2 separate regions of the Mus musculus genome follow, and region 2 is linked to region 1. A link is a loop called in an ENCODE intact Hi-C map of the cell type or tissue named here. Cell type or tissue: gastrocnemius. All regions are shown on one strand. Each heading gives the region's core, and the rest is flanking DNA. Links, peaks and the distances in the headings are about the cores only. Region 1 overlaps Cacnb4 (calcium channel, voltage-dependent, beta 4 subunit). Region 2 overlaps Neb (nebulin).

Evidence for each region. A loop is a pair of places that touch in the nucleus more often than their neighbours do. Peaks named below come from ENCODE experiments on the same cell type or tissue, not always from the same donor. Only the 100,000 strongest peaks of a DNase experiment are listed, where the experiment ranks them.
Region 2: a loop joins it to region 1, with 3 times the contacts of the local background. A loop is called at or near these places in 3 of 42 quality-filtered maps.

Annotation. Positions count from the first base shown.
Region 1 is chr2:52,582,380-52,598,260 of GRCm38, forward strand. All of the region lies in intron 2 of Cacnb4 (calcium channel, voltage-dependent, beta 4 subunit), which reads right to left. Among named protein-coding and RNA genes, the nearest start is that of Cacnb4, 86 kb to the right of the region's middle. In gastrocnemius, for the core only: CTCF peaks have their summits at 7,403 (motif pointing left) and 8,724; DNase peaks (open chromatin) are centred at 8,149, 8,722 and 11,638; H3K4me3 peaks cover 301 bases; H3K27ac peaks cover 1,420 bases.
Region 2 is chr2:52,312,773-52,328,653 of GRCm38, forward strand. It overlaps Neb (nebulin), which reads right to left. Exons shown (of 157, transcript NM_010889.1): 6 at 14,164-14,271; 7 at 13,898-14,002; 8 at 12,925-13,029; 9 at 12,191-12,295; 10 at 6,862-6,966; 11 at 1,004-1,108; 12 at 346-453. 4930573O16Rik (RIKEN cDNA 4930573O16 gene) reads left to right here. Exons shown (of 4, transcript NR_040620.1): 3 at 221-300; 4 at 2,326-2,468. Among named protein-coding and RNA genes, the nearest start is that of Neb, 18 kb to the right of the region's middle. In gastrocnemius, for the core only: no CTCF peak of the experiment used is centred there; no DNase peak of the experiment used is centred there; H3K4me3 peaks cover 6,108 bases; H3K27ac peaks cover 6,825 bases.

The sequences.
Region 1 (15,881 bases), core at 4,127-12,126:
CCTAAACATCACCTTATTTGGGGTGTCAGGATTTGAAAACTTAACTAAAGTTAAAGATATTGAAACGAGGGCATCTTCGGTTAGGAATAGGTCAGAGATGTAACACCAAGTAGCCTCATGAGAGAGGAGGGAAGATGAAGAATTGCAGAGATGATGGGATGCTGGAGGCTGGAGTAATGGAGACACAGAACAGTGAGTGATGTCAACGGCCACCAGAAAATGAATAGACTCTTCTCTGCTGCCCTTAAAAGAAGATAACCCTACTCACAACTAGATACCAAACTCACCACCTTCCAAACTATGAAAAAAATAACTGTTGTCTTACACCACTGAGTTAAGTGCCAAGAAACTCAAACACACAACCCACCCACTCATAATCAAATTCCTAAGTCAACTCTTCCTACAGCAACACTGCCCTTCCACTGGGGCCCAGGGCACCGGTACTGTGTTTAGGATGCTCCATGCCCAGCAGCGCCACCAGAGAACCCCCTTTTCCACCTACACAAGAGCCATCATTTGAAAAAACTGCTCAATATTTTTAGCTTCATTAATCTATCAGTTTGGTGCATTCAATAACAAAAAACTTACCCAAAAGTCCATATATCTGCATCTGAACCCTGCACCATATCAACTTGACAAGAGTCCCTTAAGTATCTTATAAAACGGGGACCACAGTGTTATTTTATTGTGGGAACTGCTATGGTTCACCCATACACCTGAGAATGAGGAAGGCTATGAAGAAATCAGCCATGCTTGTCAGCCTCACTCTTGTTACTTCACACACACACACACACACACACACACACACACACACGTCACACAGGCAAAGAATATGTCCACTCAGAACACCCAGAAGAATCAGTGATTGACATGGCTAAGAACCCACTGCCCAAGCCAAATGTGGATTATCAGCACGATGCTATGGTCAGCCCACATAGTCATACCTGGTCTCTCTCCTGACTTCAGCTCCCATCTGTGGGAATTCTCAAATACACAGACCAGGAAGTAGACAGCTAGGATTCCCCTTGGGTATCCAGCAAGCAAGGTAACCTGCCCTTCCCCAAAGTAGGAGGAACTCGGGAGTTCTCAAGCCTCAGAGGTACCACCTGCTTCCCTCTGCCACCTAAATGAGAATGACAATGACTCAGACCCAAAGCCTATCACAGGTTTATTCTTGTAGCTTTAGCTTGGGAACAAATGCTGCCTTAAGTGGTTTAACCAATGAAACAACGTGGGAACTGAGTGTCTTTTAATTAATTACCCTGATCATCACTCAGAGGCCAACTAAAGTTACTTCGGAACGTCTCCTCTAGGTTTCCCAGCTGTGTGTTCACCTTGGGCAGTGCACATGGGCTTCGGGGTGAGGGGTGGGGACTATCTGTTCTCCTAATCTAAGTCCATCTTCTTTTTTTTTAAATGTATTTATTTAATGTGTATGAATACAAACAGAACAGAAGATGGTTGTGAACCACCATGTGGTTGCTGGGAATTGAACTCAGGACCTCTGGAAGAGCAGTCAGTGCTCTTAACTGCTGAGCCATCTCTCCAGCCACCTAAGTTCATCTCCTGATGTCTTCCAGCAATGCACCAAAATTTTCTGTCATTTAAGTGTATGCACCTTTATTATTTCCAGTTCTGCTAAGGATCCCACACTTTATATCTCCAGAGAAAAATCATTTCTATGAATTTGTGGAATGAGAGCAAAACCTTTACTCCAGTCTCTCGATTTGGCAGCACAACTATATTAACTATGCACTAGTCAACACAACAAACATCCCCAGCCACGCTTCTCTCCACACTTCTATTCTCGTGTCCCTGGACTGAAACGGAAGGGGTTGGGGTTAGGTGTGCAATTTCTCCAAGCTCCTTGGTAGTTCTAATGCACAGTGAGAGCTGAGAGCCACAGTGTTCAACCTGCTCTTGTGTAATTAAACATGGCTTATAGAGTACAAATAAACCATTAGCAGCCACACTTGGTTTTGTTTCAGTCCAGGCTACGCCACTCTTAAAGTTAAATGAAAATTACTAACAAACTCCAGGACATAACAAGTGTTTCATTATACTATACTACTTCGTATATTCTTTGTTAAATAAAACTCAGCAGGGAGTGTCGAGCTAGGAGTCTGCTCCCACATCTGTTTCTTCCTAGGTACCCTCTATAGTAACACTTCACCCTTCTCGGTCAAGAGTGCTAAGTTAAGGAATTTGCAAGCATTATAAAGAAACCTTGTTGACTGAAAGGTGAAGGGAGGGCGACAACCAATAATGTATCAATGTAATGTGGACTTCACTGGGAACTTTTTCCCACCTTCTGTCACATAATTGCATCTTCAACTATGATGTTCACCAAAGCCAGAAAAGGATACTCTTTCAGCCAACACCTATAACATTCTTTAGGGTCTCCCATGGGAACTGAAAGCTGAGACTGTATCCTATGTCAAATTCTACCACCTGTGGATGGGTTTGTTTGTTGTTTGTTTTGAGTCAAGATCTCATGTAGCCCAGGCTGACCATAAATGCCCTACATAGCTGAAGCTGCCTTGAGTTAGTAATTCTTCCGCCTCTACCTCCCAAGCGCTAGAATCAAAGGTATACATTACAATGCTTTGGCAATTTGGTATTTCTGGCAATATTATTCCTTATCATATATGCCTGTATGTTCAGACCTGCCATCCTCTGAAACTACAGACACAGAGTTTAGGGAGAGTAGTGGGAAATGTGTAAGCTATGGCTCTAGACTGTCTGACCGCAATTAGCAGAATGGCCTTACACAAGTGATTTAACCAGTCTGCATCTGGGGTCCTCTTCATTAAACTGTTGTGGAAATAGGTGAGTCAGAGTCTCGGGGGGGGGGGGCAGGGGGGGGGGGCTGGGTACAGAGACCAGAGCATATTACTCCATCAGTGTGGTCCACTATGGCCCTGGTTGTCAGTCATCATTGTTACTGATGCATGTCTAGACTCACAACACACAAGCTCAGCGTGTCTAGACTCTTTACTTCTCTTTCACCAAAGCATTTCCTTCTCAGTTGTTCTATATAATCTGGATGATCAGTGATAGCCCTGTTTTCAGTCCTGAGTGGGGGAGTTTATTAAGGATCTAGCAAGTTAAAGTAAGCAGAGAGAAGTAGAAGATAAATTTTCAAACTGCTCAAAACAAGCAGAGACAACCAGAGTAGCCCGGTTAAGAATGCAATCAATAGATAACATTATCAAAGCAAGGGCTTACAAACATCCACCAGAAGTCAGCTAGGGACGTTGAGGCAGTCAGCTGGGATTCCTGATTAAGCTTTCCCTTTGTGGATGAGCTTCTTGTGGCTCTAGTTTCCGATTCCCACTCCCACCACAGGTATCTTATATTACAGGATAATATACTATAGTTGGAAATAGCTTGCCGTCTATCTGTTCGCAAGGATGCAGTGATGTTAATACTCTTAGTTGTTTTTGTTCTTACAGTTAGGAGACCAGCTCACCCCAGGACAAGCGATCTTGAAGAACACTCAAAATTAACATGCTCGAGTCATAGAGGAAGCCTCTTCCATCCCAGAGTTTGCTCTCGACAAGCGTAAATGCCACCCAAGAATTAAAACCATTACAGTGTACATCATTCTTAGTATTGCTGTTGACCTAGTCACCTCACCTGGTGATCTCCCTATCCACCTCCCCATGTCCACTCGGCCACTGTGATGGTTTGTATATCCTTGGACCAGGGAGTGGCACCATCTGAAGGAGTGGCCTTGTTGGAATAGGTGTAACCTGGTTGGAATGGGTGTGTCACTGTGGGTGTGGGTATAAGATCCTCACTCTAGTTGCCTGGAAGTCAGTCTTCCACTAGCAGCCTTTGGATGAAGATACAGAACTCTCAGCTCCTCCTGCGCCATGTCTGCCTGGATGCTGCCATGCTCCCACCTTGATGATAATGGACTGAACCTCTGAACCTGTAAGCCAGCCCCAATTAAATGTTGCTTTTTATAAGACTTGCCTTGGTCATGGTGTCTGTTCACAGCAGTAAAACCCTAACTAAGACAGCCACCTATTCTCAGCAGAGGTACTCTGCATCACTTTCAAGTCTGGGCCCTCAGCCCTGGTATAGAGACTTGTGGAGGTGAGTAGGAATCCCTCCCATGAGATCCAGGCACAGGGTGAACAGAAATACAACCAGGTGCCATACGAGCACAGACCCGCCCATTCCACAGTGACCGAGCCAGTGGCTCTTCATGGAGGCTCTCACCTGCAGCTGTTACTGAGGCAGCTAAGGCTTCCTCATGCTTACGGAATCGCAAGTATTACTCTAAGCACCGAACCATCTCCACAACCTACCTTGAAAGCACCAGCAGAACGTGCAGTTTACACATTATTGGCTGACCTGCCAAAGGGTACAGTAATTAACAGCCATCCAGACCCAAGCCCAGGAGGCTGCATTCAGAGCATGGCCTACATCGCCATTGTGGCCAGCCTCTGGACAGTCTGCCTGGTCCGGGAAACCTTGCACAGGGGAGGTGGAAGGAGATAGTGTTAGCAGACTTGGGGGGGGGGCGGCGGCGTCACAACCTGTGCCCCAAATCAGCTCTGACCACTGACCTCAAGGTGCCAATAAAAAGAGCCAACTTAAAAGTAAAAAAGCAGAAAAAAAGCTTTATTCAATGGAAAAAGGGACAAAGTGAGCCAGTGAACCCCCTAAGTCCTTCTTTGTCTTCAGGACTTCAGTGATATCAAAGTTTAAACAGGGACCAAGGGTACACACATCTAACCAATCCTGGTCAAGGTGTGGTCCTGCCAAAGACTTATAGTCACATCCTATAAGATGGTCTGAAAAGTTGTTGGAGCTGTGTAAAATCTCTTCCCTGGAGACAAGATGCCCCTCTGAGCTAACATTCTTTCCTTCCCCAGGTATGAGATTACTGGGGAAAATTCCATTTCTTTGGGATCCTCTGTCTGCTGGGAGCTGAGGCATGAGCAAAAGCCCCCTTAATCAAGGCAGAGTCCATCTAGTTTTTGAAAACATGAATCCTGGAGTAAGAAGTGCTCTGGGAGGAAGGAGCTTCCAGCAGGCTGTGATTCAAGCAAGAGGGAGCCCAGGGGCTATGGAGAACCAGGAAGTAGCAAGGCAGCAGTGGGTAGAGGGCGAAACTATGACAAAATACCAGGGACATGTGATGTTTAATTGTCTTCAAAAATTTTGTTTCTAGCCAAGTGCAGTGGTGCAGGCCTATAGTCTCAGCTCCACAGGAGGCGGAGGCAGTAGGATACTTTGTTTCCCATGAGTTCAAAGCTATCCTAGATACATAGTGAGATCAAAGGATGGCAATGGGTAAACCTTGTGGCTTGCTGCATAGCAGATGTTATTCCAAACACAGAAATGGCAAGGAGGGAGGGTGGGGGAGGGAAGAAAATGCTGTCAGTTATCCTACCAGAGAATGACCTGAAAGGGCTCAGGATTCCCAAAAGTTACACACACACACACACACACACACACACACACACACACTCACACACTCAGTGTAAGGCCACAGAAGAAGCTGCAGACCACCCTTCAGTGGCTTAGGAAAGGCCTGAAGGAGGCACATGAACGCTGGAACTCCTGGCACCACACACCTTCCTAAACACAGTCCTGCAGGTAGTGGTGCACACCAGTAGGATTTGCTGAAGGAGGCAGAGGCAGGAGGATCACGAGACAAGCCTGGGCTACACGGTTGGTTTGTTTGTTTGTTTGTTTGTTTGTTTGTTTGTTTGTTTTAAGCCGGGCAGTAGTGGTACACGCCTTTAATTCCAGCACTTGGGAGGCAGAGGCAGAGGCAGAGGAAGGTGGATTTCTGAGTTCGAGGCCAGCCTGATCTACAGAGTGAGTTCCAGGACAGCCAGGGCTACACAGAGAATCGGTCTTGAAAAACAAAAACAAAACAAAACAAAACAAAACAAAACAAAAAAAACAGTTGCAAGATGAGTTTCTCCCTCACCCCCTTTTCTGCTTGCTTTAAACATTTATGTTGGTACTCTTTCAATGACTTAGGAATATATTATTTTAAGGATTTTTTAAGTGCCACACACATTATATGGCACTGACACTGATAGGAGATGTATTGCTGGGCTGTCTGTCTGCACATACATCAGCTCTGAGGTAGCAGAGTGCCACGCCCTAGAGTCTGCACAGAAAGACTCAGAAGGTACTTCCTCCAAACAAAGTCGTTATTAATGGAATCTATTCATTTTAGTTAGAATCCATATGAGGTCAAATATGCAACATATCCTACTAGAATATTATCACCTTGGACAAGTTATTGAACCCCTAGGTGCTGGGTCTTGGGGTGCTCATCTTCCTACCGTCTATCAAACATACAGGAACAAAACAATCCAGTGACCTCCCCACCCCCAAGTCAATCTGTGTCTTCAGGCAGTCCTGGTCAAGGTGTGGTCCTGCCAAATGTCAGCTCTTCATTGTCTGGGCTTCTGTCTCATCCTGTAAGATGGTCTGAAAGGTTATTAAAGCTGTGTAAAATCTCTTCCCAGCAGACAACTTCCCACTCTGGGCTGGCACCCTTTTTTTTCTCCCAGAATGAGATTCCTGGGGAAATTCCCATCTCTTTGGGGGTCCTCTGTTTATGGAATCCCATAAGATAATACATGGCTCAAATGTGTAGTAGGGTCTTATTAGTGTTGCTATTGTTTTTATATGGTATGAGAGACAGAGATGCACACTCTCATTCTGTAGCCCGGCCTACCCTGAAACTCCCTATTAGTTCAGTCTGGCTTCAAATTCACAGCAGTCTTCCTATCTGAATGTCCTGAGTGTGAATGAATGAATATGAATTCCAGTTCCCTTCTAGGTGGTGTTGGCGATGACGCGGGACGCAGATGGAAGTAATTTTGATTCCCTCCAGTGAGGAGAAGTTACGACTAATGTTAGCAGTGTTCCCACTTGAGAGAGCTTAGTCTTTGCATTTCGTGGATTAACACAAAGTCTCTGTATGGATTAATAACACAAAGGAAAGCTTCAATAGTGTTGTTCCAAATTTTCAAAATGTGTGCTGTCAGGCTAGTGAGATGGCACAGGGAGTAAAGGCACTTGCTGCAGGGACCAAAATAGTGGAAGGAGAAAAGAGACACCTGCAAGCTGCTTTCTGACCTTCACCCGCATGTTGTGGCATGCATGTACCCTACCCCCATACACACTGTAAATCAAATAAATAAATAAATAAATAAATAGGTAGATAGATAGACAAACAAACAAATAAATAAATAAAATGTAATAAACCATTCTTCGAGCAAGAGCCATGGCTTATCAGTTAAGAACACTTGTTCCTTGTGCAGAGGACCCAAGTTTGGTCCCCACTATCTGTTGGGCACCTTACACCCACTTTATCTCCAGCTAGAGCGAATCTGCTGCCCTCTTCTGCCCTCCATGTGTATGTGCACACAGAGACCCACGCAAAGGTACACATAGTTAAACAATACATTATTTTTTTTCAAATTCCTTCTATTGCCGAGGCAAAGCATTGCCTTCTACCTGATCACAAACCATTTCTGCAAGGCTCTAGAAAGCACAGCGTTTGGTCTGTGGCTGACCTCTTCCTCCTTGAGTTGAAAGCATTGCTCTGCACCATTCTTTTGATTTTCCAGAGTCTCCCAAAGCTCTGTGCAGCCGTTCTCGCAGCCTTTTCAGCCCTGCCTTTCAATCAGCTCCCAATTCACCCTGTGTACTTCAACCTCCTGCCCAAAAGCTAAGAGATGAGTTCCCATGAATGCTCCAAGGTTTTCCCGTGGTCCCCCACCACCTCCCTGCCTACCTTTGTCTGTGTTACATATCGTTGTTTTAAAGAACGTTCTCTTCACTGTCTGCCTTAGATGCACTGAGTTAAAAAAAAAAAGTCATCTGTCACTGTATTGATGGGATTTAGAGCTAGAGAATCCTCTGCAAGTTCACAGAAGAGAAAGTGCCTGGAGCTGGGAAAGAGGGAAGCCTTACTTGACTGATTTGCTCAATGTGATTCTCTTCTGTGGGCACTTGAAGCAGAGCCCGCACACTGGATAACTCAGTGCTAAACGAGTGAGTTTCCTCTATCCAGGGCAGCATGAAGCTTCTCCTCCCCTCTCCTGTCTTCTGAAAAAGCCAACAGCACGTGTCCCTCCATCACCCTCTGCTACCAAGAGGCGCAGGACCCTCTCGCCTCCCTGCCCAGGTGCTCCTTGCTGTCTCACACAATTTACAAGGTCCACTGTGCCTCTGCTGAGCATATATTTGCTGCGCTCCTGCCAGTGCTGGGAGTAAGGGCCTAATTATAGCACTGGTGCAATTCATAAGTGCATTTAAATAGGAAGCAAGCTGCCTTTCCTACCCCTACTCTCCTTCCCTCCTCCCTCACTCCTTCCCTTCCCCCCACCCCCACCTCCACCAAAGCCCCTGTGGTCAATTCTGTCCTCCCCTCCTGCCTACAGCAGCTCCTGTAGTTGGTGTGGGAAGAAGCTGACGTATGAAATGACAGTTCCCATTGCCTTTTGTAAAATTAAAAAGAAAAAGAAAAAAAAAACCCACAAGCAAACAGTCAGCTAAGGCAAAGGGTGGAAAGGAGATAGTCCACTGTGGTAGCTGCTCAGGGTGACACTTTCCAACAGGAAGTCATAAATGATCGAGCTTTTGCTCCATTGTCTTCAAGGTAGAGGGAGAATTGCCCTGTCCCTTGCTTCTGCCACATTTAAGAAACACTGGGTGGCGACATCTAGCGGTTCCTGTTTAAATTGCTCTTGTAGTACAGTGCCATGAAGAAACAAAAGCAGCAGCTTTCAGAAAGCTGGAGTTAATTAACAGTAGTACAAGTGCAACCAGTTCACCCTGGGTTTCTGCTGTGCTCATCCTGGCCCGCTCTGCCCTGTGGCCGACAGAGATAACAACCATGAGTGAATGGGTCATTAGAGGCCACAGCAGAGTGCTCAGGACACTGCCTACCCTCAGGAGTTACTCCACCCATCCTTGCTGTATTACAAACATCATAGTTACGGCACTTGGTGAAACTGCACTCATTCCTACTCTACTGACACAGCCAGGAAGACATGCACCATGTGTCTTATGGTCTTGCATGCCCATGACGCAGGCCGCACGCACATCATCAGGGATCTGAGGACCTCCCAACTTTCAATATTACCCAAGCCTATCAGTGGCCTAAGTCCCTGGAATTTTGGTTGAATGGGACATGCTCTCCTCAATTCACAACAGTCCCATGGGCCCCGTCATCTTGCTTTAAACTGTTCCCATGTATGTTGACTATCGACCATGGAAGACACTGTTGAGACCCTAAAGAATGCATGTAAGGACCAGAGATCAGTCTTGGTGTGGTGTCTAGGAGCTGGACAACTTGGTTTTTGAAACAGAGTCTCTTATTTAGCCCAGAGCTCTTCACACTAGGCTGACTGGCCAAGGAGCCTCAGGGTTCTGTCTGCCTCTACCTCCCTCACACAGGGGTTACAGCGACATGCCACCACGCCTGGCTTTTCCATTTTGGGTCTGAAGATCTAACTCAGGTCCTGATGAATTAATAGCAAGTACTTCACTGACTAAAACAGCCCTCCAAACCCATTCTGTGACCCTTCTTGATCCTGTCATCTGGACAGCAAGATGACAAGTGGCTGCCTCAAAGCATTGTTAGAAATGAGTCTATAAGCACGTTGTGCCTGTCACATTACCCAAGTTCCATGTCTGAACTTCTACTGACATCATTCATCTTTCTCCTGACAACTCTAACACCTAGTCTTTTAAGCAATTTTTTATTTTTGGTTTATGGGCACTGTTTTGTGTCTGTGTTAAGCACCATCAGATCCCCTGCAACTGGAGTTAGAGTTGTAAGCTGCCATGTGGGTGCTGGGAGTTGAACCTGAGACCTCTGGAAGAGCAGCCAGTGCTCTTAACTTCTCCAGCCCTCACAGTGTCTTTTTAAAGAGTGTTTTCAATTGTGGTAGAATACACACACCAGAAATATTGCTACTTTGACAATTTTTTAAATGTGCCGTTCGGTGGTATTAACGACATGCTTTTTTTTTTTTTTTTTTTTTTTTTGTGCAACTTTCATTGCCATCCACCTCCAAAATCTTCTCATTGTACAAACTGAGTCTGTACACATCTAACACCAACTCCCCATTCCCTCCTCCCCGAGACAGCTGTGATCCCACTTTACTTTCTGTCTCTGCATTTAATACCTCGTATGTACCGAATCCCACAAGACTGAGTCTTCTGTGTCTAGGTTATTTCTCCCGTTTTGTTCTCTAAGTTGCAAACATCTTGCTGGCAGACATGCAGTTTACCTACCACTCCATCCTCCATCCTTCCCCAGGCTCTCACTAGCCGGTGTGGAGCTCTGCCTAAGTGTGGGGTCTGCATCCTAAGGGTGAGGAGGGGTGGCATGGCTGCACCTGGGAGCTTGTTAAAAACACAAAACCCTGACCCCCGCTGTGAAAGTTCCAAACAAGTCTGCATTTTAACAAGATCCCCGGGGGAATCTTCAAACACTGTGAAGGGCAAAGTGGCTTGGCATGAGACAAGGAAGGCAATGTACTGTGGCTCCTTTGTTAGGTTCAGCTACTTCATCTCTAAGTACTGTAAGTATTTGTTGATGGAAAGATTCACGAGGGAGTTGAATGTCCCTATGAATATCACCATCCTGCACTTCCCTGAGTCGAGAAAGGACACCTCTTAAAAATTAGCTCAAAGCGGGTGGAAAATAGGCCAGAGAAAACTGTCACATCCCAAAGTAGCCTAGCAGATGTGACAACTACATATCATGTGGCATCCTGGGTGTGACCTTAAGACAAAAGGGGGTGGGGAGTCAGGGGGACCAGGCTAAAGCTAAGGAAATCTAAATGAAGCAAAGTCAATATTACCAGTCCATTAACTATAACAAATGTGCCAGACTACAGTCAGATGATAATAGGGCAGGAATATACCCCTTCCCCCCCAGGATAGGCCCAGAAACCCTTGGTGATGACTACAGGGCCATCTGTACATCTACAACTACTCTAAAATTAAAGTTGATCCGGTGTAGGGAGGATCCTCGCCTGCACATAAGCACACAGCAACATCTGTGCTCGAGCAATGGCCTGCTCTATGCTATGCTTGTGCAGCTGTGGACCGAGGTTTTCAAGACAACACAGGAAAATACAGTCAGCGTCTGGATACCTTCAGTCTGCAGTCAGCCCAGTCTCCCTCTGCAGACATCTGATACCTAATTGTCCTGGTCTTTTTCCTTCTCCTGTTGTGAGAGCCACCTGCTCAAAACCATCAAGAAAAAGGACACATGCAAATATGAGCACTGGTAGACAGAAGCAAGAAGGTCTTGAGTTCAAGGCCAGACTGAGCTACATAAACAAGACTCTGTGTCAGAAATAAGTAAGTAAATTAAATATTTAACTGATTGAATGCTAGAGAGTACAGCACACTTTAAGAAATAACCAAGTGATGTCTTATCTTTTTATCTAGGGTTGAAATATATATAAATAGATATAGATATAGATATATTGCAATTCAAATTTTAAATTATAGCAAGCGTTAAAGGGTTGAGGGGCTGGAGCAATGACTAAGCAGTTAAGTGTGTGCACTGCCCTTGCAGGGTTCCGGTCCCTGTGCCCACGCCGGATGGCTCACGGCCACCTGTTGCTCCAGCTCTGGGATGACTCAATGCCTCTGGCCTCCGAAGGCACCTGTACTCACACATGTGCACATAGCCCCTCCACATACACATATATAACTTGAAATAATAAAAATAAATCTAAACTACGAGAAAACAGGAACAATCAATGAACAGTGTCCAAACATTTACGTTTTCCTGATCACCTATTGCACTCAGCCACTAACTTACCATGAGCTCATTAGCTTTAAGTAGAGTTCCCTTTCTCTGTTAGATTCGCTAATAATCTTCACTGACTGCGTTACATCTGGAACCATTAACTTAAGCTGTGTTAAACAAGTAGCGATGATAAAGATTATGGCTAGCATGTCTTCTTTTTTACCATATTTTAGACAGTATGCCATTTATGTTACACGTGCCATGGCAAGCCACACAGCAGGTCAAGCCTGTGAGGTAGATGCTATTCTCCCATTGAGATACTTGTTACTCACGTTTAACAGGATACAACTGGCGGGCTTAACAATCCAGAACATGGGAAGATTTTTAGGACTTAAGTTCATTTCAGATTCAGTGGGGCAGAAGTAATAGAGCTACCGAAAGTGACGATGAGATAGCATCCTCAATTGGTACAGTAGAAGAACGTGAACAAGGGCGTGGCAAACACGCCAAAAACAGACGCCATGGCCCATGCTGATTTTAGTGTGAACCCTGGGATACCTTCAGTGTTCACATCACCAATGACTTGGGTGGAGGTGGATAAACCTGAGACGCAGAGAACAAATGGCATATGGTCACCCAGCTAGCAAATCCAGAGCTAGATTCTGAACACAAGAGCACTCTCCTTCCCTGGGGATCTCTGAAAGGTTGACTATAGCCCAGCACTGTGAATGATGGCAGTCAGGGGTGCACAGAGTGGACAGTCGTAGACAGGAGGCACATGCATGCTGAGGTGGTACAGACACACACACAGACACATACACACACACACACACACACACACGTACACATACACAATCAATCAATCAATCAATATGAAAAGATGGAACTGGAGAGATGGCTCACACACTAAATAAAGAGATAAATAAATAAATAAATAAATAAATACGAAAAGATGGAACTGGAGAGATAGCTCAGTGGTTAACAGCCCTTCCTGCTTTTCCAGAGGACCTAGCTTCAGTTCCCAGCACCCACTCTGAGCAGTTCACAACTGCCTATAACTCCAGCTCCAGGGATCCAATTCCCTCTTCTGGCCTCTTCGGGTACCTATACTCTTGGACACATACCCACACATAGACACACATATATACACATAATTTAAAATAAATTAAATTATCTTTTTAAAAAGTAGGTATATACAGAATTGATAATGAAAGAGAACAGCGCATAGCAAAGACTGTGTGGCTGGGATATATCACTAAGCCCATATTTCCTCAGCAGCTGCCAGAATGGAACTTCTAGGGGGTTACGCAGGAGAGAAACTCCCAAGAAAAGGCCAGGAAGGGGCAAAAATCGATCACTAAAACTTCACCAATGTGAGTCCTTTTCCCCAGCACAAAGACGACTTCCCGGAACCTCTTCAAGACACCCTTCCCAAGGCAGGACTGTAAGACTCACAATGCTTCACTCATGAGAGCCTGATCTCTACACGGGGCCCAGTCTCCTTAATACGCTGTGGGATGAGCTTGTGCTGTGCTTCTAACCGATATCACCATCTACAGATTTCCCAGCTTGTCCCGATTGTGGGAGGCTTCCCTGTCTCCACAATCAAGGATCTCTTTCACTTAATTCCCACATCTCTTTTGAAGATAAGCTTCCTGCTTAAATAATTCAGGCCTTTCAAGTGATGGGGAAAACATCCACAGCTCCCTTTGGGATGCTGGGATATGCTAAGCACTGACCACACCCTGCTGTATAGTCACAGAACAGTGGATTCATCTAAGGCAGCAGGCACGTTTTCTCCTATGCTGGTATCACACAAAGCAAAGGGTCCATGAACATGTTCATGTCGTCATGTGCCTGCCCTGTACTCCACGGTCCACAGGGGTGCTTTGTCACTGCTATTGCAAGACAACTCCAGGTGGCATGGACTGGTAGCAATTACTCTTGTGTGTTGGAAATGTAGGACACCTTCATAAAAGAGGGATGGGGAATAGCCAGAGCACTTCCAGAAGGTCCCCAGAGCATACTAGCCCCAAGGGTCATGTTAACCCTGAGGCACATACCCCACACATGTACTCTGTTCCTTCCACTTCAGTGTAACTGATGTTCATGCATATAAGACTCCATCTGTCCCAGGAGGCTTTCCAGAGCCTCTGAGGACTGATTCACGATAAGGCTTCTCTGGTACCCTGGCTTTTCTTCTGTAATGACCTGTTACGTGTAACCACCTCTACCTTCTGGTTGCGTCTCACTGGCCTTAGACAAATCGACAACCAGGAGACAGTGAACGGGCTTCAAAAATGTGCTCACGTCCAGCTCAAACATGCCACTGAACAGTACACCATGCCTTGGAAATACCCTTGGTCCAGGGCAAACCTCTTCTGCAGCTTCCTTCATACGGATAGTTTTAGTGCAATGCAAAGGAGTCACAGTTTCAAATCAATATAAGAAAACTACCATGGGGAAACAATCTTCTAGACCATTTTCATCTTCCAGGGCTTTAATGGCTCAGAGAACTAATTACGAAATTGTTCTTGTAGCCATTGAGTTCTACTGTGATGAGGAATTTGCATGCGTAATTTAATTATCCAAAATAATGTTAAGCAAGAGGATAGAAACAAGAGGAAAATGTGAATTTTAAGGTACAGAATATGCTGTTATGTTAACACAAAGAACCCATTTGTCATATCCATGAGACCTCAATTCTCCAATTCTAAGATGAAAAGAAGGCTAGACTTGAACTAACACATGTGACTGGGTTTTCCTATGTTCCCAGGGATCAAACCAAGGGCTTATGTGAGCACATCTTTACCCTGGAGCCACACCCCTGCCAGTGACAGTTAGTGTTCACACTCCACTGGCTGGACACAGGGAGTCTAGGAAGGCCCTACGGCTGAATGGACCATTTCTTCCATCTCTAAATTCTCTGCTTCTATCATTACTCCCCACCACTACCATCTCCAAAACACGCCCCACCCATCCTTCCTGTCTCAGCTCTGGTGTCCCTGCTGCAGACTTCTCACCACATGTCTGGACACTATGGCTCAGACATGGCGTGTGAACCATGGGTAAAAGTGCGTGGAGACCAGCCAACATATGCATTTACTGTGTTCTTCTCCAAGACCACGGAATCGGCAAAGTTGCACACCAGTGTTGTTCTGCCATCCAGGTCCCAGAGTGAAGGTGATGGGGAAGAGCTGATCAGTTCTACAGTGGGCAGGAAGAAAGGTACAGAATAAACCTTGCCATCCCAAATCCTCCTCAGGGTGTCCACCAATGGCAGGAAAGTGTTGTTCTTACTTCAATCAGCATCCTCAGAAGTCTTTCCCTTTCACTCATGGGATTCAATTTGGAAGTGCTTTTTTTTTTTTTTTTTCCTTCAAAAACTATCTACTCAAAAGTAGAAAGTTGCTACTAGAAATAGGTTGACTTGCTAACCTGGGAACTGTGTACAGTTGCTCTCTTTTCTTACTAATTACTATACTATTAGTCAGTGCATCTGTTATGAGCAACAAGGCAAACACTAGCTATTCATAGCCAAGTGAGCACTGTAGGGCAGCTTGCAACTCTCATTGAGAGATACAGGAAGAAGGGGGAGGGGCCAAACTACAAGCCAGACACAGCCAGCCATGGTAGGATAACTCACAAAAATCCCATCCAAAAAATGTTTTGCACAAACTATATATTCTATCTCTACAGAAGGAATGAAGCCTGCATCCTTTCCCTACCCCCCAAAGGGGCTTCTAGGACCCTATTTTGAATTCAAGTTGCCATAGAAACCAGTAAAACTCTTGTAAAGAATGCATAACCTGGTACACCCTTCTCCCTATCTCAGCTTAAAGCCACTCCTCTGGATTGAAGCCTCCTGCATGTCTCACAATTTGACATTAAGATTGCTATAAAATATTAAGACTTATAGCAGTGATGTGTCTTCAGATGTAGACATTTTGCTTTCAAGAGGTAGGCGCGACTGTCACCATGATGGGGATCTGTAGCTGTGCAGTCAAGCCAGGTCATGACAAGTCATTCATGATGTGTGTGTTCATTCATGCATGCTCAGGCACAAAGGTGACTAGAGAGATGTTTTTATATACTAGGCAATAACTTTGCTTTG
Region 2 (15,881 bases), core at 4,823-12,822, 270 kb before region 1:
TACCTAAGAGCAGCGACAGTGTTAAGTATGAAGCACATGGCGTCATATAAGGTTGCCAGTTATTTTTTTCTGGTGCAAGTACTGCTATCTAAGATAATTCCTTTCATGTGTTTGGCCAGCAAAAGGTCTTCCACTCCAGGAAATGAATGAAAATGGCAATTAGATGATGGTTAGGATTCTACTGTTATTGCAGCACAGTTTTCTTTTTTATTGTTTTTAGGCATTGAACTACTATGCACTGGCCTCAGCTTTGTAATTTCCCTAAGAATCTACTCCACTGCCTTTTCAGTATATGCAAAGGTAAGAGTTATGAGTTCTCCCCACTAAGGGCGTGAAGATCAATACCTTGCTAGCAGCGACTCCAGCCTGTTTATTCATTTTATACTCAGGTGTTTCGGTCTGCATGAAGTAGATCTGGTCTTTCATGTTCTCAAAGTCTTCCTGATACTTCCTCTGTAAGACAGAAAAGATATTAGAGAACAGCTGTGGAGACAGACTTCTATGACCGTGTATACTGGGCAGAACCCCTCAAGTCTGCACGTCCCCTCCCCCTTGGTTTAGGCCAGTCAGGTTTCAATCAGAGAATGCAGGGGCATTGCCAAAATGATTATCAGCTTAACAGTGGTCTGGACAATAAGAACAGGCTGAGAGAACAACTGGAAAGGCTCACTGGGAAAGAGGACTGGAAATCCAGAGCAGGTGAATGAAAAAGAACGAGAGTTCTGTTTTCCAGTGAAACTAAATCAATCGATGTTATAAATTTACAATTTTCTTCAGTGGGCAAAGAATAAACCACAAAATCACTTTGATTCACGCTAACTATACTTTGCAATTAATAAGAGGATCTCACCAGGTTGTTTCTATGAAAATTAAGGTAGAAACCATGTGATTTGGTCAAGATAGTGTCTAGAATTCTAGAATTCCTTGAGATGTTGCAAGCAGCTGAAAGCTGTTAGAGAAAGAGCTATCCTCCCAGGACATCTGGCCCCGGATCCCGGCTTACTGAGCTGAGATTGTCAGCATTCATTCTGGCTGTTGCAATTTCAAAGCATGGTGTCTCACTCCATTTTCCTTTGACTTTCTTCTCATAGTCTTCTTTATATTTTTGCTGGAGGAGTTAAAAAATGAAATAAAAACAGAAATCAAGAGTTGACAAACAGGAATTGACTGTAGTACACGATTAAATATCTTGACGAGGTTCGTATTAGGTCCTCAATGAATATCTTCAAGTTATCTTGCACTCTGGTCTACTGACCCAGCAAGAAAGTTGACTTAAGGGGAACAAGGAGAGAGATAAGAAGACTATCTTTCTTAGTTATCTTTGTTAACTTTGGGGACTTAGACTCTAAGTCAAATAGTGCTGTGCAGAAGTTACCTCACCACTGATCTAAGATACATTGCTATGAATTATCATGGCCCATGTGTTCTTGGAACAGAATTAACCTACACAACCCCAGATCTGGGACTATGAGGCAAAGCTAGAGCAGGGTTAGAATGACTCTCCTTGACTAACATGGCTATGCCAAAGACAGTGTCAGGTGGCTTGCATGCACCTATACCTCGACCACACCCTTCATGGAACTAGAAAGTCCTTCGCCATTATACTGCTAACTCAAGCTCTGATGTACAGAACCAGCGTAAAAGGAAGTGCAGATTTCTCCCAAATGCCCTATTTCCTGTTTTTGCAATGGTCAATATGCTAATTATCCGTGAACAGCTTTTATAGCTGTTCATTTTAGATCTCTGGATTTTTAGTGCCCATGACTGGACACAGTCATTATTAAAGTTTTGACTTAATGATTCAGCACTTCAACTTTCTCAATCCCAAGGGCTGCTGCTGTATTTTACACAGAACATTGCTAGAAAGATAAAGCAAGATCATATGATAAAGATGCTTTGTGTATCTACAGCACTAAGCAAATGTATGGTACAGTAATTATAATAATGACAACTCATAAGGAAATGGAGAAAACTGTATATTAGACAAGAGAGACAGATAGAGAGGCAGACACACAGAGAGAGAAACTGAATTTGTCTAAGACTCAGATCTGCAGACACAGTAGAATCTTGAGATCAAGCCATCCTGGGTTACATGGAAAGAACCTACCTCAACAGACAAAAACAGAACAACAAACTCTACAGTAGACTGCTAACTAATTCAGCTACCCTCCTATGATGGTTTGAATGAAAACAACCCCATAGGCTCAGAGGGAGTGGCACTATCAGGAGGTGAGGCTTTGTTAGAGTAGGAGTGGCCTTGTTGGAGGAAGTGTGCCACTGGTGGTGGGCTTTGAGGTTTCAGATGCTGTCTGTCTCTCCCTACAGCCTACCAATCCAGATGTGGAGCTCTCAGCTATCTTTCCAGCATGGTGTCTACCTGCTTGTTCCCCACCACGCTTCCTGCCGTGATGATAATGGACTAAACTTCTGAAGCTGAAAGCAGGCCCAATAAAATGTTTTTCTTATTGAGAGTTGCCATGGTCACGGTGTCCCTTCACGGCAATAGAAACCCTAACTAAGACACCTCCTCTGTTGAAGTAAATCCCCAATACAAAACGAAAGTGAATTAATAGATTTGGGGACTTGCCAAGGCTGCCCGTAGAAGTACTTCTAATCTTTTGGGAAACAGGTTTCTTAAGAATCAGATAGATGAATAAAATACCCATAAACACTAACGCTTCCAAAAGTCTGATTTGAACATGGTGGCAGATATCTGTTACAAAAAAAAAAAAAAAAAAAAAAAGTGCTTTAGAAGTCTTGAGGCAAGGGAATCATGAATTCAAAATTAGCCTGGGTTCTATGGTAAGACTCTGTCTCAAAAAGCCAAAACCAAACTAAATAAGGAAAACAATAAAAAGTAGTCAAACATAAAAAGCAAAGAACAAAAAACCATTTCAGAAGTTTTTGATGCTCCCCCATTTCAGGGTTCAGTCTTTAAGTCTTTCTGATGATCTGTGCGGGGGGTGGGGTGGGGGTTGGGAGAATGCCGGGCAGTTCAGGACTTTAGGCAAAGAGATGAGACCTGAGGCATCAAAAAGCTGATATACAGAGGTCTTTGTGACAACACTGAAACACTGAGAAGCAGCAGATACTATTCCTGGCCAGCCCTGGGCTGTTACAGAGAAACGGGTGCTGGGTGTGTAGCTTTGCAGCAGAGAACTGAGTAGGAGTGTAATTCTCACAACAGAGATAGACTTGTGGCTTTTGAGGAAGTAGTTAAACAAGATAAAGAGCAGAGCACAAAACCACCCCGACATCTCCTCCAAGGTCCTTCCTCTCTTCTCACCTTCCAGGAATAAAAGCTTGCTATTTCCTCCTGCCATGGGTCTGGCTGGGGACTGATCACTCACAGTCTATACCCAAGTCCTCTTATGTCAGTAAGGGGTCCCCCTGCATGGGAGAAGGGGTGGCTGTAGCTTGCTAATTGCTGAGGAGGGTACCCTCCTCATTCCCCTTTATGTGCAGGAAGGAAGGAGGTCAAAGGGACAGGTCTCTGACCAGAAGGCGAAAGGAAAAGGCAGGCAGTGTCCTCGTGGGCAGTCTCCCCCATATCGGAAGCCCAGCATCGAACTTTCTGTCTAACCCTGAGACTTTCTCCTTAATCTTCCCTCCCACTCTCTTGTAGTTGATCAATGACAGCCTAGAAGAAAGATCGGACTGAAGTTTCCCTGAAACTTGTTAAATAGAGGAAAGGATACCAGGTCAGATCCAAGCTCTGAATATCAACTTTGTAGGGGGAGGTGACCAGATGCCAGTAGGCACAGTGGTTGTTTCCTTAAACCATAGGCTCTCCTTACCACTAGACAGCTAATGGCACTGGGCTTCAAAATTAGGCTTCCTGGTGTTTTGCTTAAACTCATGGCTTCATTTTCCACTTTCCAGATAGGCACCGGTAGTTTTTATATGGTTACCAAATGGAAAGAAACTGAAAGGAGTTAATCACTTCTCTTCTAAGTAGCTTAGCACTGAGCTACCAGTCATCTCCATTAGCAGAGAAGTTATTGTTCAGAGCATGTAGGGCATCCTCACTGGGTTACATTATTGACCGTAGTTGGTCCAGAGTTACTTTCCAGACTCAATAAAATGCCTTATGGTGAGATCCATAGGCATCTCCCTAGTTCAATGCAATAGAATATTTCAGAAGATCAGGGCTCCGTGTTACTTAACAATGTGCCGCTGCAAGACATACTTTTTACAAAAGCTTTCCAGGTTCCACAGAGAAACTACCGGAGGGAAGCAAAGAGGCAAGCACAGAGAAACTAAAGGCACTTCCCAATGGTGTATGCAGAATCCACGTTCAGCAGGTCCTGGTGAGCCTGTTCTCTCACCTGGAATATCTGTTGTAGGAACAAGTCAGGATCCTGCGTTATTCACCTAAGTCACACCTACACAGCATACCCAAGACTGAGAAGGGTGCTGGCATAAAGCTCCTGGTTTTAGCAAAGATAAAAGGAAATGAATATACTGTGAAAAGGAGAGTAAGAAGAGCCAATGGAGAGGATGTAATATCAGTGCAACCGTTGCCAGAGTATGATCATTACCAGCTGAACAGGAAGCTGTAAAAAGGACAGTAGGCACGGAAGGCATAGCTTGGCAAGGAAGCATCAAGAGTTTTAAGTGTCTGAAAGAGAGACATTTTAAATCTATTTTGGAGAAAAAGATGCTACAAAGATGCTGAGGTGGGGAATCCAAAAAGCCTGACCGTGGGGAAGATGAGGGAAAGCATCAAAAAGAAGTCACCCTTGGCAGCCTGGGCCTCTGCTTGGATGCCATGTTGCTGGATGACTACCATGTACAATATTTCTCACTAAAGAGACTGGTATTTTTGATGCACAACAGACTCTAGGAATCTGGATAAGACTTGGATAAATTATGTCTCTGTGGCCAAACCCAGCGACCTTCATCTTCAGCCACTCAGCTCAGATTATTCTACAAGGTCAAAGTTAGGTGTGCAACTCTTACCAAGTACTTAATACTGTGTCACCCTCTCCAAACAGTGTGCAGTCCAGACAGACCTGACACGAAGCTAGTCCAGAAGCCATATCTCTTAAGATGCAAAAGAACAGGCGGGAAGAGAACTTTAATATACTTTACTTAACCTAATAGATCCAATGCACTACCATTCTAGCACATAGTTGGTATAAACAGAGACGGGCTATTTTACATTTGTTTTTACTTCATGGTAAGCATTTAAGATCCAGGCTATGCTTCCTGTGTGAAAGAAAGACTCGGTGTTAGGGGAACAGACTCAGGTATGTGCCCTCTTCCAATTCATAAATGGAATTCTTAGCTTATAATGTGATGGCATTTCATTTTGACTTTCACTTTTCTGAGACTTTGAGAAGCTAGAGCCTGCTGTTTAAGATACTCTGCCTATAATTTATTGTAGGAGTCTAAATCCCCTAATATTCTCAGGGTTTTTTTTTTCTAGTCATGTTTTAAGAGCTCAGTTGTCAGCTTTGTCTAAGGGCTGCCTTACAGAATTGCACAACTTGTTTTTCATTGGTGGATCTAAATTGATGGAGAGTGGCTATGGGAAAGTTTGAAAGCAAGTTAAAAGTCACTTCCAAATGTCCACTCTGCATGCTCAAATTAGATAAAAAAGAATTCTACTCGAATTGAGATAGTCTTTACATACAAATTAAAAATGGATTATTTTGAAATGACCACTTGGAATACAACTTCTCCCAAACAATCTTTTTGTTCTATCTTTTTCTCTGCTATGGACACACCCAGAAGCCATGTCAATATGCAAAGTCCTTCATTTAACCTCTTTCTGCTCAGCCCTAGGGGAAGGTTGCTAGTGTCCTCACTAATTTTACTATACATACACAGCCCCTGGGTTTTACATTAAATACTCTTCAAAAGGAGAAGCTAAAAACACTGTGGGAGAGATTATATCATTTCTATCTTTTCTTTCAATAGCCCACCTCTAGCTAAAAGAGAAAGAGAGAGAGAGAGAGAGAGAGAGAGAGAGAGAGAGAGAGAGAGAGAGAGAAGAAGAAGAAGAAGAAGAAGAAGAAGAAGAAGAAGAAGAAGAAGAAGAAGAAGAAGAAGAGGAGAAGGAGGAGGAGGAGGAGGAGGAGGAGGAGGAGGAGGAGAAAGAGAAAAAGAAAAAAAGAAAAAGAAAAAGAAGAAGAAAGAGAAAAAATGAATCCTGAAGTTCAGTCAAAATTGAAGCAGAAGATGAAACTGAGTCTCGACTTTCAGAGGAAAAGAAGGGAAGATAAAAGCAGCTGTGTCTCAGAGAGAGTGGCCCGATGGGACCTCATCACAACAGGACTTAGCTCGGCCTATGTACCAGCCGAACACTTGTCTCCCTGCATTCCTTGCCACAGCTGCATCCTTCTGTGTTACTTTATCTGGCTAAATATAGGCAAAAGCAGCAGCTTGCTAGGGTTTCAAAGCTCTTAAAGTGCTGGCCCCACCACTGGCCATTGAGCCTTGTCTGAGAGCTCACTCATGCAGTCTGTCCACATCTGACTGAGTGTACATAAGACTGCCAGGGTGTCTCCCCATCCCCCAAGTTAAACCGCAGCCTCCACAGAGGGTGTAGCTTAGTCAGTCAGTGACCTGGGTATCTTTCTCGGAAAATGTCAAGTGGCTATAAGCCAATAAGCTGCCTTATCAAGAGGTGACTGTGACATTTAAAAATCACTGAGTCACCAAGTTCACTAACCACTGAAGCCATTTATGTGATCAGCACATGTGCTGTTTTTGGTGTAAAGGGTTTTTTTTTGGGGGGGGGGGGAGGGAGGCAGGGCATATGCAATCATACCCCTGGTGCTTCTGTTTCTTCTTTCAGTTCACCATCAGTAGGTTGCCAAGAGAGACAGGGCCCACCCACTGCTCTATGCTTACCTTGCTCACTTGGTTGGTTACTTTCTTGGCAAATTCGACCTCAGGAGGATCAGGCAGGGACGTGAACTGAGTTTGCTGCTCAGTGAGTCCTTTTTTGTAGGCAATCTGACAAAAAGTAAAAGGCAAGAATGCTCATATGCATCTGGAAAATCAGCCCTCATTTTTCATACTGCACTTGCTCCTTGGCCCTTTTAACAACGCCAATGTTTTGTCTCTCACATTTAATTATTGTGCACTACTGAGCCTCGACTGTCCCCTGGTTTACACGCCCTGCCTCTCAGGACTCTCACTCATTTCTGTTTGAGTCTTCTCTCTTCTCAAGGATTCTTGGTCCTTGGCCTGTTTCTTTGCATCTGTCTTCATAGCATCCTTGGCAATGGCAAGTTTTCTTTTCGCTAACATCCTCCACTCTCAATCTTGTCTTTTCTTCATACCTACTTAGCCACGCCCACTTCTAGATAACTTAATTACATATCATTCTATTCTCTGACCCAGGATGCTGAGTGGTACAGGGGAGAATCACACACACTAACCGATGGGATGATGCTAACATTGTAAGTGGGGTTAAGAAGGGCATAGAAACAAGGTGTATGGGAGTAAGACTTCAAGCACCTAACGTGAACTCTATAGGTCGTCTACCCAATTTTTGGTTCTGTGAACTGGAACTTGCCTGGGGCTCTATGTCTACCACTCTATGACTTTATGATGTCCAGCTGCCACTTTGTCTTCAGTGAAACTTGAGTATCCCATGATGTGTCCAGGCTCCCAGAAGCAGGTCTTGAACTCTGTTCTACTCCAGTGGTCTCTCTTGTGGAGAAAGGAGGGGCTTTGGACTTACAGTTTACCTCTGACCTTCTGCTTGGGCTCTAAGAAGCAGTCCTCAGGGGCCTCCTGAGCTTTCTACCATCCCCTCTCCTGCCATTTGTACATGGCTCCTCCATCAACTGTCCCTGCTATGTCTCACAGCTTCTGCCTCTCACTCCTTACTACCTCCTTCCTTTCAGCCTGTTAAAGCTTCTATTGTCTTTAAAAAAAAAGCAAAACAAAACAAAGAAGTCTGGTACATATAAATCACAGACTCCCTTCATCTCATCTCTCCTCTCTGCCTGCCTTCCTGAATCTTCTAACTAGTGGGAGTGGTCAGGGACTGACTCCAGCAGAAACTGGACTGGAAGTCATCTTCCCACTCTTCTATCACACAATACCTTCACTTCAACATGACAATATTCTTATTTATGTTAGAAAATAAACTGGCTCATTCCAAGACCACAATTATCTTATACCTGGTCTAAATGTCTCTTAATAGTATCAACTTACAGGAGCCTGATATAGCTGTCTCCTGAGAGGCTTTGCCAGTGCCTGACAAATACAGAAGTGGATGCTCACAGCCATCTATTGGATGGAGAACAGGGTCCCCAGTGAAGGAGCTTGAGAAAGAACCCAGGGAGCTGAAGGGGTTTGCAGTCCCATAGGAGGAACAATATGAACTAACCAGCATCCCCAGAGCTCTCTGGGACTAAACCACCAACCATAGAAAACACATGGTGGGACTCATGGCTGCATATGCAGCAGAGGATGGCCTTGCTGGTCATCAATGGGGGTGAGAGGCCCTTGGTCCTGTGAAGGTTCTGTGCTCCAGTATAGGGGAATGCCAGGAAGGCAGGAATGGGTGGGTTAGTGAGAAGGGGGAGCGGGAGGGGATAGGAGGTTTCAGAGGGGAAACCAGGAAAGGGGATAACATTTGAAATGTAAGTTAAGAAAAATATCTAAAATAAATAAATAAATAGTATTAACTTAGTACAGTTAACTGAGATATAAAAGACTTATCTTTAAAAAAAAAAAAGTAGATGATAGGTATACATCCCCCTGCTTAATTTAAGTACATAAAAACTTTATTTTAGGTAAAGGGAAAGTGGAATTTTCCATGACTTCTAAGTCCTTAGGGAGAGTAGCATTCAAACAGGAGAGATGCTTATCAAGTGTGACAACTCGTCAAAAAGTTCCTCAGAGGGCTGGTGAGATGGCTCAGTGATTAAGAACACTTCCGAAGATCCCAAGTTCACCGAGTTCAAATCCCAGCAACCACATGGTGGCTCACAACCATCCGTAAGAAATCTGATGCCCTCTTCTGGGGTGTCCTAAGACAGCTACAGTGTACTTACATATAATAAATAAATCTTTAAAAAAAAAAGTTCCTGAGAAATCAGATCACCAAATCTCTTTTTTTCAGAAACAATGCTCAGAGTTCTGGCTGGTTAGAATTCTGTGCTCCAGATCAGTTTAAAGACATTCTTAATCCAAACATGGTAAGTAGTATTTAATAAGATGCATAAATAAGGTAGAGAGAGAACAAGAGTGACTAATATAAGGCCCCGGCTTGAAGGCTACGTGCCCACATGGGAATATGTTCTGTAGACAACAGCTCTGAGCTAGAGACTGTAAAGCTCATGTTGCTAACAATAGTATTAATAGCCATACTAGTAATATGATACTTGGTGCATACTTGGTCAGCAATAAAAATAAAGCTGTCTCCTAACTGCAGAGTCAGAGTGGACATTTTTAGTTCATTCTTGTAAGTTCTTTTTTGTTTTCATTTTTGCGATATCTCAAAGGCACAGCCAACTTTAAGTGGTATGGAAACATTTCTTAGTCATTGTTTTGTGGAAAAGAGAGGTGTGCAGACCGGGTCTTCTTGGACAACTCTCCCTGTGCCTACATGACATGGCATTTTCAGACTCCCCTTCAGCCTCTCTGTCCCCTCGTCTTGTGCTGGCTCCTTTCTAGGTGTCCTGCAGTTGAGTGTTCTCCAGGACTCTGTCCTTGACTTATTTTGCTGCTTCCCTCCTAAGGTTCTTGTCTTCAGCTATCACATTTACCCTGATGACTTTTAAACATTAAGTTCTTATCCTGATCTCATGTCTATGAGGATTTCATAGCCTCAACATCTACTTTATCCATAGAATGCCTCGATCCAAACACTTTCCCTGTCGTTTTATGTCTGTTTCTTTCTCCATAATACATATGTCTAAGTACATGTGTTATGTGGTAATAACTTTCCCATGGCTTCGTTCTCTCCTTTGTCTCCAATATCTACTGTCATTAACACTTAATATTTATTATCTTATGGTTCCTTTCTTTCCCTTTGCTACATCTGCACTGCCAAATTAGAGTTCTATGAATAGTCACAAGTTTGAGTTTTCTTTTGGTCTATCACGAGTTTCTTCAGACTCTTCTTTCATTGGCCTCTTGTCGTCACTTGCACCTCATGTTGACTTATTGCCCAGACTTGTACACCAGTTTGATTCCTAAGGTCCTGCTCTAGCAATTTAATAAGAACCCTACAAATGAGGCACCCACTTTTATCGTTCTCTAACATCCGAGACTCATGTGGCCCTTTCCCGTTGATTAAGTGGTTCCTGAGCCTGAAATGTCTTTCTTCATCATCACCCAGATTTCCATCATTTCTTCTGTGTGACCTTTCTCATAGCAACGAGCAGACATTTCTGGTCTTTTTATTTTTATTTGACATATAATACTTTTATCCTGCCAGTATGATATTTTAAAGGAAAAGGATGAACTTTCTTGTTCTGCTATAAATTCATATACAATAAACTTTCAATACATAGCTATTTATTACTTGATAAGGACCTGTATTATGAACAAGGCTTGGCTTGGACTTAAGAGCATTTATCTCATGTCCTCTGAGATTCCTTGTCCAGGGACAGGCTAGCCCTTGACACTGTGACAAGAAAACAGGACATCAAACAGCTTCCTTCTGAACAGGCAGACGGTAATCCATTTCCAACCACTGTTACTGTTACCTACGGCACGGTATGAAATGCCTGCAGTGGGGACAGGGAGCCAGGAGCTCATTCAGAGAGAAGACGTTCTGCCTGTCACTCTCCATTGGGAACCCAGCATAATTGCTTCAGGTTTCCCCAGTCATTCCTGCTCTGTGTTGTAAGCACCCAAGTTGATGTTCTGCTATCCACTTGCTATTGGCTATTTGTTCATTTACCTTTCTTTTTTTTTTTTTTTTTTTTTTTTTTTTTTTTTTTTTTTTGCTATACAATCCATTCACTCACTTGAATTAAAAACCATAGATACCATTATAAGTTTTTCATCAGCCAGAATATGACCTCATCACAAAATTGTGAATTTGTGAGATACAAACCCAAAATTTTTATCCTAAAAGAGAAGCAGGAAGTGCATATATTTTAAAATGGGTACAGTGTGTTAGGTGGCTTCAAAGTTCCATTTTGATCTCTTTCCTAACCTGCCCTATGGAAGTATACATTGATATGAGTTGAATTTTAATCAAAAGTTGGGTCAAAACAAATCCATTAAAATTTGCAGGTCAAAGCAAAGAAAGGCAGCAAACATTAGACCTCGGAGTTAAAGACATCATAAAATGGCGATGTTGATTCATCCGGGATCCTAGCATTAACTGGAAGTAAATCTTGTGTAAGTCTCACTGCTTTGTTAAGTCTACATTGAGTTCCTCTGGATGACAACTGAATACCAGGTAACAGGCCATTTCATAAGATAGTTCTCTGCCAAAGCCTGGATCTTTTGTAAGTCTAGAAGACTTCCAGTAAACCCAAGAAGGAAAACAAAACAAAGCAAAAACCTCAAAACAAGGGTATGGGACTCTGCCATGGTTGGTTCCAGGGCTGAAGATTTTAAGGTCTTTTAAAGTTCCTCTAGTACACTGTTTTCAAGACCTAGGACATAAAATCCTGGCAAGTGGCCTGCTGATTTTTTTTTTTTTTACTAACTCTGAAAATAGCCCCTACACAAAGCATTTCCAGGCTCTCTCTCTCAGTGGGATAAACTGTGCAAGCAGGTTTCAAGCATCCCCAGGCAGTAGAGAGAAACATCCCATTCAGGCGATGGCGGATGGTAGGACAGAGATAAATGCTCTGAAGTGACCATGTTCCCTTAGTACATTTTCAAAGGGAGGGATGTGACTCCAATGGCTGTTTTTAAAAAATGCCACTCCTCAATCACCACAGAATAGCTTTGGCCGAGCCAAGGGAGAAAATGATATATGGTTTGGTGGGAAGAACATTATTAGTCTTGGGGTCTAAGTCTAGACTCTGCCACTACTGGTATGAGCTTAGGTTCCTCACATGAAGGAAGAAGGGGTTGGGTTAAATTATATCTAATATAAAGTATAAATTATTGCTGAGATAAATACACATAATATATTTTGACTGTAGATATAGTCCTCTGTAATAATGACTTTGGATCTTTCCTAAGGACTGAAAGACGTGGCCCAGGCTTTCCCGACCCCACATTCAGATGGTACCCAGTGTATTTCACTTACATCACTCAGTGCTTTCTGGGCCTGGGCTACCCTTCTCAGCTCCGGACTGTCATTATAGGGATAAAACAATGCCTTGTCTGCTTCCCAGTCTTCAGTGTACAGTTTCTAATCAGAGAAGAGCAAGAAGTGGTGAGAAAACAAGCAATACATGAAATATACCATTTGAACTGCATCGATGACATGAGGCACCAAGAGCAAGGTGAGAGCCGAGGTCAGGAAAAGTCACAGACAACCTCCCTCCTCCATTGGTCCACGTTATTTATTTTTGTTAGTAGCTTGTCCTACCTCTAAAAAGTCGTACTTTTAGATGCTGTCTACTATCTATGACTTTACCTGCCTCCTGCCTAAGGAACAGGGAAGTTCTATCATAAAACAAACTGCTAATTAGGGTGACAGCCAGGGATATCCAAAGAAAAACTGACAATCTAAACAAACAAAGAAACAAACCAACCACTGCTTGGTCAACTCCCTAATCAGTTCCCTGGTGCGTCTTGATTCTCTCCATGTTATGTTCCCACCCACACGTTGTTCAGGTTCTCCAGGGACTTTCAGCCACCCTGCCCAAGCATGATCCTCAACAGGGTCTGAGGGTCCTCCTGGTCAAGCCATAGTCCCACACAAGCCCTGAGGCTACTTGCAGAAACACAGAGAAGCTGTGCTCCAAGTTGTCAAAAGTTCAGCAGCTATGGCTTGAAGTGTGCAATGGGACATTAGACAGAGCTAGCCCTCCTCACCTTACTGAACATGGCTGTGTTCTTGACGGCTTGGACAAGTTCAGGGGCATCAGGGGGAAGCAGGTACTTATCCTTGGTGTCTTCCCAGTTCTGCTTGTATAAAACCTAGAGAGAGAACAGATGGACAACGATGGCTTGACAGAGCAGTGAAGTTGGCTGCACACAACTAGGAAAGTGTTGACCATGCTAACATCCTAGTATTCCTTCTCAGCATCAGTAAATTTTTGCTAAACAACAACAACAACAACAACACCTTCTGATTCTGATTTTCAATTTCTTTCAAAGATTGTGATAAGCTAATTAATACAGCTTTCTTTTGACTTACATGATAGTCTAGAACCCTTTAATTAGCTGCCCACATTTGAGCTTGGAAATTTCTCATAAAACTTTTGCTTTCTAAACCCCTTTAAAAACAAACAAGATGGCCTGATTTTGTTTTAAAGGGAAATGGAGGAGTGGATCTGGGCTGGGGATTGGGAGAAGTGGAGAGAGAGGAGATTGTAGTCAGGATGTAATATATGAGAGAATAATTTTTAAAATTAATTAATTAATGAAAAAGGAATACTCACAAAAGAATAATGAAAAAGAGAAAGAAAATTTCTGATTTTCAATGGCAACAACTGATAACTTACAAATCTATTTCAAAGTTTAAACAGCAAATAAGATCTTGGCTTTTATCTTGCAGTAAATAAATAAATAAACAAACAAATAGACAAGATATCAGGACTGTACTTTTGCAGCATCCTGCCCCCTCCCCCAACAGAGTAGCAAATGCCTTTTCAGGCAAGTCAAGAAATCTTCAATCCATCCCCAGCAAGCTACAGGCCACTTCAGTCCTCTGTGAAGCCTGCTATTCCATGTAAACATCCCGCTCACATAATCTGTGAGCAGGATTATGGCACTCAATCCACACAGAAATGGACCCTACGCATGCTGTTGACTATCCCAGGGCCACTCATCAACATGACCTTACCTTGCTGACTTGCTGCGACACTTTCTTAGCATGTTCAATGTCTTTTGCTTTTTCATCCACATGACAGATAGTTTTAGCAACATCTCCATCCATTCGATACTTAACCTGCAGAAACAACACATGACTGAACTTCACAACCAGCATGGACATACATCTAAGGCTCTTATAAGCCAAAGACTGTATGCTTGCATCACAAAGCAAAGAAGCCTGAATTTTAGCTAGGAAGATCCACAGAGAACCTCCTTTACTTGAGGAATGAAGCCCACCTCACTGAGTTGATCCTGGACTTTCTTGATTCTGCGAAGTTCTGGAGTATCACTTGTGATGGCGTATGGCTGTCCCTTTGCTTTCTCATAGTTCTCTTTGTATTTATTCTGAAAAGAATACTAGATATTAGCCTGGAACGGGACCAGACAGCAGCAGAAAGTTCAGGCAGCACACACATCCTCATCTGATTTTTTAAAAAAATCCTTTAAGGAATAACAATTATCAGTTGCAACAGCTTTCATTCTGTCCCATACCCTCTCAGCAAAAACTAAAATAGATTTGTAAATTGTTCCTCCAAAACAGGATAGGATCCTGGAGTGTTGTTACAGACAATTGTCTTGGATATGCTCGAAAATAATTCTCTTGATTTTTTTTTTTAGGTTGCACACATATACAAAAGCCTGAATATAGATTATTCAAGAAAATGACTTGGGCCTGAAAAGACTTAATTGCTGATACAACGCAGACAGACTTTAGAAGCTGCAGCTGAACCGCAGTGGTTACAAAGCCATGGTGCCAGCTGAATTAATGGGAAGCCCAAATTATGGACTATTTTATAATGATATGCAAAGTTATTATTTCTGCTAGCTATTCAGTGAATCCTTGCTTTAGTAATAATATGCATCGTTTATAACTATCAAGGCCCTCAAAGAATATTCTTGAATAGTCAACAATTTAAATTACACTGACTATTTAGACATCAGCCACTGGCAGTCTGTGGTGTGGGTGTGTGTGTGTGGGGGGGTGCCAGCACTCCACTCAGAATATCAGAAATTCCAGGTTCCTAAAGTCCAAATTAGTGAGATTATATGGCAATAAATTAATGAGATAATTTTGTCTTTATTGAACACTGTAGAGAGAAGGAAGCAAGAAGGTCTTGTTTAGAATCCTTCAAAGATCCAAATTAGAAATTTACTTCATAATCTCCAGGAATTAATACAACCAAAATCGAATCTTTAGAGGCCAGTCACACATGGAAACTTTAGGTCTTGGTTTTGGTCCCACATAACATGATGTCCCCCTGAACAGCACATCTCTCCAAGCATCTAGACCACATAGAATCAAGCTCCCTAGAGAGATCTTAGCCTGACATGGAAATCAACAAATCAGATCTACTGAAATAGGTGTATCTCTGTCCTGGCAGGCACTGCCCATTACAGGACTGTGGTGGGACTGTAAGAAGCAGAGAACATTGACTCTTCAATCATCCTCATTCCAGGGTACATGTGAGGACACCTGGCAGCTTTGAAGACTCCTTTTGTACCAGATTGAGCCTCAGACATTAAGCAGGAATGCTCTGAGCACCAGTAGTTTTAAATCTTGTAGGCAAACTGGTTGTGCAGCTCTGCAGAAACCTCATGGTCCTGGGTTACCCTTAAATGCTCTGATCCTCACTTTCAAATGAGTTCAGTCTCATCTTGGTTTTCTGAATCACAAGTCCTTCTTGAAAACCATTTTATAATCATCCATGCCATTGGATACCCTACAAGGCTCTTGTACTCAGTTTATCTGTACAACTCAGCTTCTATGAACAGACTTCCAGTAAATAAGTAAAGAAATAAAATATTCGTGTTTCTGTTGCTCTGGATTGGCTATGCAACACGTGTTTTATAGTTAACTCCTGTGTCATCTTGTGGTAACAACAAGGGTTCATCCTGATGTTGCAGTGGCTTGGGTGAGCTACTCAACAATCCAGAGTCACCCATAAAAGGCACAT